2 separate regions of the Homo sapiens genome follow, and region 1 is linked to region 2. A link is a contact called in ENCODE Hi-C data. All regions are on one chromosome and are shown on one strand. The core of a region is the stretch at or near the end of the contact, and the rest is flanking DNA. Distances in the headings are between cores, read along the strand shown.

Region 1 (4,064 bases), core at 724-3,223, 250 kb before region 2:
GATAGAGCAATGTGTGAGAAAAACCTGGATTCTGGTATAGCTCTACTGCCAAGAATATCTCCCTGCCTGGAACAGTTGGAAATGCAAGAGAGTATTTTATGATTTGTCTGTTTGTTTGCCAATTTCAAAGAAATCTTGATGTAGAAAGTTTGAAAAACACATAGAAATATAAAGAAGTAGGAAAAAATCACCCATAATCCAATCATCCAGTAATAACCAGTTTACACTGTGGTATTTTTCTCTCTAGAGTTTCTCTCTGGGCTTTTGTTTTTTAAATAAATGTGATACTTGGCTTGAGACCCATCCACTTCCCAAACTGGATGAGATGAGGCCTGTAACATCCTGAAAATATATATATTTCAGATTGTAAAATGTAATATGCTCATTAGAGAAAATCTAAAAAAATTTCAACAAGGATGAAGAAAATTAAATTAAAATTCCACCACGTAGAGAATTAACATTGGGGTGAATTTCCTTCCCATCTTCTTTCTTTACATTTCTTTGATTATCATACACATGTTTACCTAATTTTGCATTCTACTTTTTTTCCTTAACATTATGTCATGAGCATTTCCTCCCGTTATTGCACATTCTTTCAAGGCTACATAATATTCCTGGGTATGGACATTACCTACCTTATTTAACTCTTCCTTTATAATGAATGTTCGATTTTCTGAGCATTAGTTTTTTTTACAAATGCTTGCCCACAGCTCTTTTATTTCTCTAGGATTGATTCCTTCAGGAGGAATTACTGGGTGAAAGTGGATGAATCTTTTAGAGAATATGAATCTTTTAACACATACTGCTACGTCGTCCTTTGGAAGGGCTGTAACTGGAGCAGTGCAGGGGGGTACCTACTCCATTATACCCTTGATTTAACCTTGAGAGCTCTGCCTGTTTTACTTTGCAAAACGCTATTGCTACTTGAATCATTCCTGAGCTAGGACCCAAAATGGCTACTGCCTTCACTGGGCATGGCTTTGTGACATTAAGTCAGCCAGTTAACTCTTGACTCCATTTCCCCATTCTTACCACGATGTGTTCTTTAAATTCAGATGATTTCAGCTTAAAGTTGGAAATACTGGTTCACATTCCAGCTTCAGCTTTTTAAGATTGTATTTCTTAATCTGCAAAATGGGAATAATACCTAGATTACAGAATAATGATGATTAAAAAACAAAACAAAACATCACAACAACAAAATACGTAAATTGCTTAACACCATGCGCGGCACATAGCAGATGCCCAATGAATATTACAATTATCTTCTTTCCTCTCTTTATCCTCAACATAGAAAGCATTTGAAAAGTCAGGAAAAGTAGCATTAATCTATCAGATTTCTAGTTGAAGAGACCAAAGCTCAGAGAAGTGAAGTAACTTGCCTAAAGTCCTGGTAGCTGGTAAAAGACAGCATGAGGTCCACTCCCAAGATCTAAAAGAGGGGACAGCTGCAGGGCTAAATACGGCCTAGGCATCTGTTTTATTTGGCCCACATAACCAAAAATAAGTAAGAAAATAGGATAAAATTAAATAAAGACAACGTTTAAAAAGAGGAGCTTTTACATCCAGATATGATTTCTGGTTTTTCTTGAGAAACATTCAATCTGGTGACGGGGCTGGTGGAGTCCACTGGTGCCTGTCCCCTTTGCAGAGGCCACGCATTTCCAGTTCTCCAGGTCTACACTGGGTGTCCGTGGGTTTGAGATACTGCGCGGTTCCTGGGTGCACTGGAGTTTGCGACCCCTGCTCTGACCCACTGTGATATTTCAATGTAGGGCTTCTGGCCACCTCCCAGGGTACGCGCTCCCGCTAACCTCAGACGGCGCGGGCCCGGACGCCCGCCCCGAGGCCGGAGAATTGCCCACCGAGCCAGGTCCTGCGGAGGCCCGTTGTAGTCAAAGAATGTGAACGTACATTGTTCTCCGCCCAGCCGCATTCATGCGGGGTGAGCTCACCCTGGCCCGCTGCCTCCTTCCCCCAATCTCTCCAATTAAAAACATATTACCTTCCCGCTCCGCCAGGAGCAGCCCTGGGCCGCAGCTTTATTTTATAAACACATTTAGACAAGTTCAAAAAGGAATGATTCATGCTGGACCTGAGCACTCCTAAAGGCGAGGGCTGCTGAGCATTTTCACAGGGCACGCATCCTGAGCCGGACCAGGCCCGGCCCTCGGGGGGTATCATCTCTCCCGCTCGAAGGCCGGGATTACCTGGATGCAGCTGGAAGGACTTACCCACAAGGCCACCTTTCGGCACTCCCAGCGCAGCCTCAGTCAGGGGTTGCGCCCAGACCAGATCTAGCCACCGGGGGCTCCCGGAGGGGAAGGGCGCAGGCCCTGCCCCTCCCCCGCTGGGAGGCTTCCTCTGATCCCCAATCCTGTCCCCCAACCCCAGTGACCCCTCCTCCTCTCTCCTGAGCGGCTCAGCTCAGAGGCTTCCAGGCCCACCCTACCACCCTGGGTGAATTCCCTCCTTCAACCCACTCCATGCAGCACTCCTGGAGGGTGTACCCTGGAGGGTCTTTTATGCTCTTTCCACAGAGCCAGGCTTAGTGTCTGGCACAAGGAAGGGCACGCGGCAGGTGTCAGATAGAATCACAGTAGCAAGAATGAGGAGCTTGTTGAACAGACAGCATTGAGAGGATGCCAGGCACATACTTAGTAATTTACATCTATTCTTTCATTTAATCATCACAAGCACCCTGTGAAGTAGGTGCTGTTTGTGACAAGGCCATTTCACAGATGAGGAAATTAAAGAGTGGCGGGATTCGGTTTCAGCTGGACTTTACCTACAGGGTTAGCCTTAGCTGTCAGAAGTGAAAGAGCCCATTGGCCATTTGATCTTGTCACTTGACTTGACAGGTCTACAAACGGAGGCCTGGACAGGGAAAGACGTCCCTGAGACTATAAAGGATGGCGTAGCCTCAGCAGGAGACCCAGCTCCCTGCCTCTGTGGGGCACCACGTCGTGCCAGCCCCTGGCATCACGCCTGACACATAGTACGAATTCAGTGGATATTTCTGAAGGAGTGAATTTTTTGTGACACTCCCCCTCAGACCTCAGTTACCCCGACTGTATCTTACTCATATCTGAATCCCCAGTGTCCAACATCAGACCTAGAACAAAGTAGGTTCTCTAAGGATATCTGTTGAAGCAATGGATCAGCGTCTGATTGTGCCATTAGCCACTGCACTTTAATCCTTCATTATTAGTTTACAGTTACTGGGTTATTAATTTTCTCTCCTCAACTGAAGGGTAAACATGGGATCTTCTCCCTCCTTCATAGGCACGGCTATGCTTGGCACACAGAGGTGCTAATTCCATGGATGATCACTCACTGGTTCTTGCCCTCATTACTCTCTATTGAGCACCTACTATGTGCCAGGCACTGTGCCAGGTTCTGGCCAAGAGGTGTGATACAAAGGCAAGTCCAACCATGACCCACCCCCAGGAATGACCACGGTAGCATCCCGCAGCAGCTGTCTCTGCTGGTGCTCACTGTGACCATGATGGGTGGGACTGTGGGGGCCTCGTCTAACTTCAGAGGAGTCTGGGATGAGGAAGTTGTCTGAAGTCCTTGGTCTTCTCTGCCCATTCTTCACCAGTCTTCCTAACCCCAGTCAGTCCAGTGGTGCCAATCACCAGGAGCAGGAAGTTGCCAACTGTATTCTGCTCATTGATCCAGTCACTCAACAAACCTTTATTAAGTGTCCACTGTGTGCCAAGTCCTGTAGTTGTAAGAAATAGACTGCACTTGGCTGGGCACGGTGGCTCATGCCTATAATCCCAGCACTTTGGGAGGCTGAGGTGAACGGATTGCTTGAGCTCAGGAGTTCAAGACCAGCCTAGGCAACATGGTGAAACCCCGTCTCTACTAAAAATGCAAAGATTAGCTGGGCATGGTGGCACATGCATGTGGTCCCAGCTACTTCACGGGGCTGAGGCTGGAGGATCTCCTGAGCCTTGGGAGGTGATTGTGCCACTGTACTCCAGCCTGGGAGACAGAGACCCTGTCTCAAAAAAAAAAAAAAAAAAAAAAGGAAAAGAAAAAAGAAAGGCAGAAAT
Region 2 (4,367 bases), core at 1,864-4,363:
AAGGAGCTTGAACTGCTACCCGCTAAGTGCAGCCTACCCAAACCTCAGCAGGGAGCAGGCCCCAGATTCCTGGCAGTTAACATCATTTGGCTCCTACCCCTCATTTCAACCATTAAGGCCACCCCACCTTTGCCCCTGTAGTGTGAATGGGGACATAAGCCTGACAACCTTGCCCATAACTCCCAGGATAACATTTCTTTATCTTTAGGGGTCATAGATGTTTTGAAACTCTGTGGGGAGCAGGCAACCCTCTTCCAGACACAGCACATTTGAGCACCATTTTTGTGCAGTGTTTCAGGGACCTCCCCCTCCCACAATCCCATCCTTTGACACTCCAAGGGTACATGGACCATGGGTTAAAAACATCAGTCTTATGGCACTTTGGATGCAGAAAGGCCGGTGGGGACAAGGGGGAAGGTGGAGGTGGTGGGGAGAGGAGGATCCCTCACCTGCTTGAAGGCTGCCTCTTGACCTAACCAGGGCAGACCACCCAGCTCTTTCCCAAGATGCTGGCTCTAGCTCTGGCCAGGAGGTGGAGGTGGGATGCAGAGTCCACACTCCCTCCCTCCAGCTCCCACGGAGAACACAAAGACCACACAGCAGCCCCTCCTGGGCCCTACTTCAAGAAGAACCAACAGCAGCAGGCATCCAGAGGCTTGAGCCACACATCCGCAGGCCTCCCTGCTACTCCTTGCCCATTTCATCCCTCCTGCCCCCAGGCACAGCACTCTGGAAAAGAGCTCTTGCCCAGGTCAGACAAGCAGACCCCCTGGAGTGACCCCAGGGCCTGCCCTCTGCTTGGGGACTCAGCTGCAGACCAGGCAGGCCATGCCTGGCACTGGCCTCCCTCTTTGACACCAGCCGTTCCCCACCCCCACCCCCATCACCACACAGGTCACATCTGCTTTGGCAAACAGCCAGTCTTAAGTTACTGACTCCAGTTATATTGATTCAAGGAGTCACTGGGGACCCCAGCCTGGCCAACAGGAGGAAAGAACCCATCAGTCCGTCCACCCTTCCATCCCCAAGCCCCAATGGATGCCCCCAGCTCAGTGCCTATCAGGAGGGTAACAACCCTCTCCTGGGCGTGGAAGGAAGATAGCAGGCCCACCACCGCCAAACACTGCGAGTGGCTGTTGAGTCGCGCAGTGCTCAAGGCACACAACACTCCTTGAGCCAGAAAACCGGGAGAACCACCAATTTCCTGTGCTCAAGGCTAGCTCTGGGGATCTCCACAATCCAGAAGGCTAAGGTCTAAGAATCTTCTCTAATCCCGGAAAGCCACCTGCCTTCCACCGAGGGGGAAGGGTCAGACAACCCTCTTTTGACCTGTGTCCAGTTCCTCCTGGCCTGGCCCCTTGCAGCACTAGGTGGGTGGGGGCTTGGGGAGCTGACGCTTCCTATTCCCTTTGCCCGCCGCCCCCCGACCCCCACCATGCAGAGGCAGCCCTGGTCTGGTTCTAATCGGGGCTGAAGTCGGCTCCCTTTTTCGCTCTTCTCTCTCCCTCCCCCCAACCCTTTTTCCTTCATTTCTACGGCTTTGGAAGCCAGAGCGTTCCAACTGTCTGCGTGCCAAGACCTTCCCGAGTCTGAAAGCTGCTGAAGTAACAGATCAGATTTTAGCAAGTGCTTTCCAGGCCGAGCGCCAAGCCCTCTTCTGATTCACGGAGAGCGAGCGAACCGGGAGCAGGCGGGGAACCAACGAGGGCTGCACCACCTTAGGCGAGGGAGTGCGGAGCGCGGCCCATCCGGGAGCGGCCTCGCGGGCAGCGGCCACTCGGCCTAGGCGCCCTCGAGCTTCCCCTCGTCCCGGGCATGTGTGTGTGTCTGTGTGTGTGTCTCAGTGCTGCAAGCGCCTTCAAAACCACAGAGTAATTTACAACTGAAGCTTTCTCCCTGGACTCGAAATCCACTCGGCTGAAAGTCTTTTTGTTTGGAAGCGGCGATGTTAAGGGAAGGTTGGCAGAGAAAATCCCTAGGTCCTACCCCTCGCTGGCTGCGGGCAGGGGTCTTAGAGCTGGGTATATTGTTGCGGCTGAGCCCGCCGGCTCTGCGGGATCTCCTCCCAGCCGAGGCCGACAGTGGCCGCGACAGCCAGCGCCTCCTCGGGCCCCGCGGCAGAGCCCCTTGCCCTTGGCCGGTTCCCCGCCGGCGCAGGGCGCACGCGGAGCCGCCCTTCCGCGCCCTGGGAACAGGTGCACTGGGCTCAGCGCCCAGGAGGGGTGGGGCACAGGGAGGGGGCGCGGCCGGGGAAGGGGGGTCGGCGTGTACCGCGAGGCAGGGGCGGGAGGAGGTCAAAGTCAGGAGCCCACGTACCTGTACCTGGAAGCACAGCAGCAGGAAGTGTAAACACCTGCGGGAAACAGATGGAGAAGCGGTCAGTGGGACCTGAGGAAGGGGGCGCACGGACAGACAGACACGCAGTCGAAGAGTCAGGTGAACCGACGGGCGGGCAGACAGAGGTACAGGGCACAGGCATACGGACAGACAGCCAGGCAAGGTGGGCAGCCCCGCGCGCGGGCGCTTACAGGCAAGTGCAGGCGGAGGGCGCTGAATACATCGCTGGGCGGGAGGGAGGCGGCGGCTCCTAGCCCAGCCTGCACATGTCCGCTCCGCGCGGCCGGGACCGGGCGCCTCCGCCGCCGCCGCCGCCGCCGCCGCCGCTGCTGCTGCTCCCTCCTCGCCGGCTGCTGCTGCTGCAGACTCTGCTGCTCCGGGGCGCTCCGCGGCGCGCCCTGCGGCATCAGCGCCCCGCGCGGCTCCTCCCGAGCGCTGCGCCCTCCGGGCTGGCGCAGGGGCTGCGGGGCGGCAGCCGCTGTGCAGGAGGCGCCTGGCCGGTGCGGGGAAGCTCGCTCACTGCTGGCCGGCCGGCCGTCCGGGCGTCCGTGGGAGGCTGGCTGCCCGGCTCAGTCCGGGGACAGCATGCGCGGCGGGTCTGGAAGCCGAGTTGCGCTCTCCGGCCCGGGCGCGGAGCTGCGTGGGGCCAGGGGTCAGCGCTCCGGGGTCGGGGCGCGCGGCTGCAGCGCGAAAGCGTCACGGCCGCTCCGTCTGGGCGCCCGCCGGCTCATGTCTCCTCCTCCGCGTCTCTCCGGCCGTGCGCATCGCCGCCTCCCACCACTGGCGGCGGCCGGGGCGTTTTCTACGCGCGGGCGGCGAGGGGGCGGGGGGCCGGGGGCGGGCCCGGGCCCGAGCCGGCACAATGAGGATGCGGGGCCTGGGGGCTCCCCCCTCGGGGCGCGGCCGGACGGGCGCTCAGCTCGCCTGGGTGCGCCCAGCCCACATCAAAGGCGGCCCTGCCTGCTCGCCTGCCTGCCGCGGCCTCTCGCTGCCTCCTCCTCCTTCTCCTGGCGGCTCGGGGTTGGAGGGGAGGCGCTCAGACTCTCGGAGACGGGACCGGCAGCTCCAAAGGGGCAGGACCCGCGAGACTGAAGCTGGTGAGCGCTGGAAGCCGTCGGAGCTCTGCGCCCGAGCGCAGTGACCGCTCCTCCGCGCAAACGTTGCCCAAATTGGGCAGGCGATGCTCCCCAAGAACGCAGTTAGGTACGGAACGTCCTCACCTGCCCACATTCGCTACTCGCACTCACTCACCAGCGCTCTAGTGGAGAGCCGAGAGGGGCGGGTCAAACCCAGCCCCGGGGCGGCTCCACTGAATGGGGGTCGCTTTTACCCGCCCTGCGATCGTGGAGTTTCCCAGCCACCCTCTTGACTGGCTACCCACTTAAGTGAGCCCCCGTCCTCTTCTTACGTCCCTGCCGCTGCGAAGGGGGCTCCCGGGCATCTCTCCTTCCCACCCCTCGCCCCCTCCGGGGCTCTGGGGTCGGTTCACGGGATCCCAGCTGGACTCTCCCGTAGGCGAGCCAGCTTTGGAAACACACGGCTACCACCAAGCGGCCCCGAGACGTCACTGCAACCCCAGCACGGACGGCTGCACGCCGGGGAGCAGCCAGCAGGACTCTGGTCAGCGACCACGCTGAGGCCCTCTTCCGGCCTCCTCCCAAAACCGGACTAAGACTTGCCTCCGTTTGCATACTAGGCAGCTTCGTTCCTTTAACCAGGGCCCCATTCAGGACACTGGTTCTTACCGCCTCTGCCCCTTCCAGAGGCATAACTCCTGTCCTTCCCACCAACCCCAAAACGTAGGTGTTCTTGTCACGTACCTGCCTCACTGTCTAGAGCTGGTGTCAGCCAAGCTCTGCTTGAGCCTGATGCTAAGGAAAATAGGTCACAGTGAGAAAGACGCTGGAGGACAGGCTCAAGCAAAACTCAGGAATCTGGACTATTTGGTTAAAGCCTCCTTGCGTTGGCAATGGTTGATGGTCCACTGGAGCATAAACTGAGGTAGGACTGTCGAACAGTGCTATTTGCTG

What was found. A loop is a pair of places that touch in the nucleus more often than their neighbours do. Pooled maps may share reads with other maps.
Region 1: a loop to region 2 is called in a map of ascending aorta, with 2.4 times the contacts of the local background. The contact joins the enhancer-like site here to the promoter of FGF18 in region 2. A Hi-C loop is called at or near these places in 2 of 168 maps with a recorded cell type or tissue (ascending aorta and endothelial cell of umbilical vein) and 4 of 50 pooled maps.

The regions. Positions count from the first base shown.
Region 1 is chr5:171,665,881-171,669,944 of GRCh38, reverse strand. No RefSeq gene overlaps it. Among named protein-coding and RNA genes, the nearest start is that of SMIM23, 120 kb to the left of the region's middle. RefSeq lists enhancers at 1,120-1,697, 1,698-2,276. Within about 2 kb of position 1,973, at least 9 of the 41 ENCODE cell types and tissues checked have a DNase peak (open chromatin) inside an H3K27ac peak, as active enhancers do; they include ascending aorta, where a contact is called at or near this core.
Region 2 is chr5:171,418,393-171,422,759 of GRCh38, reverse strand. FGF18 (fibroblast growth factor 18) reads right to left here and starts at 3,113. Exons shown (of 5, transcript NM_003862.3): 1 at 2,529-3,113; 2 at 2,317-2,353. The coding sequence starts at 2,560. RefSeq lists silencers at 2,607-2,686, 2,747-2,796, 2,937-3,046, 3,167-3,276.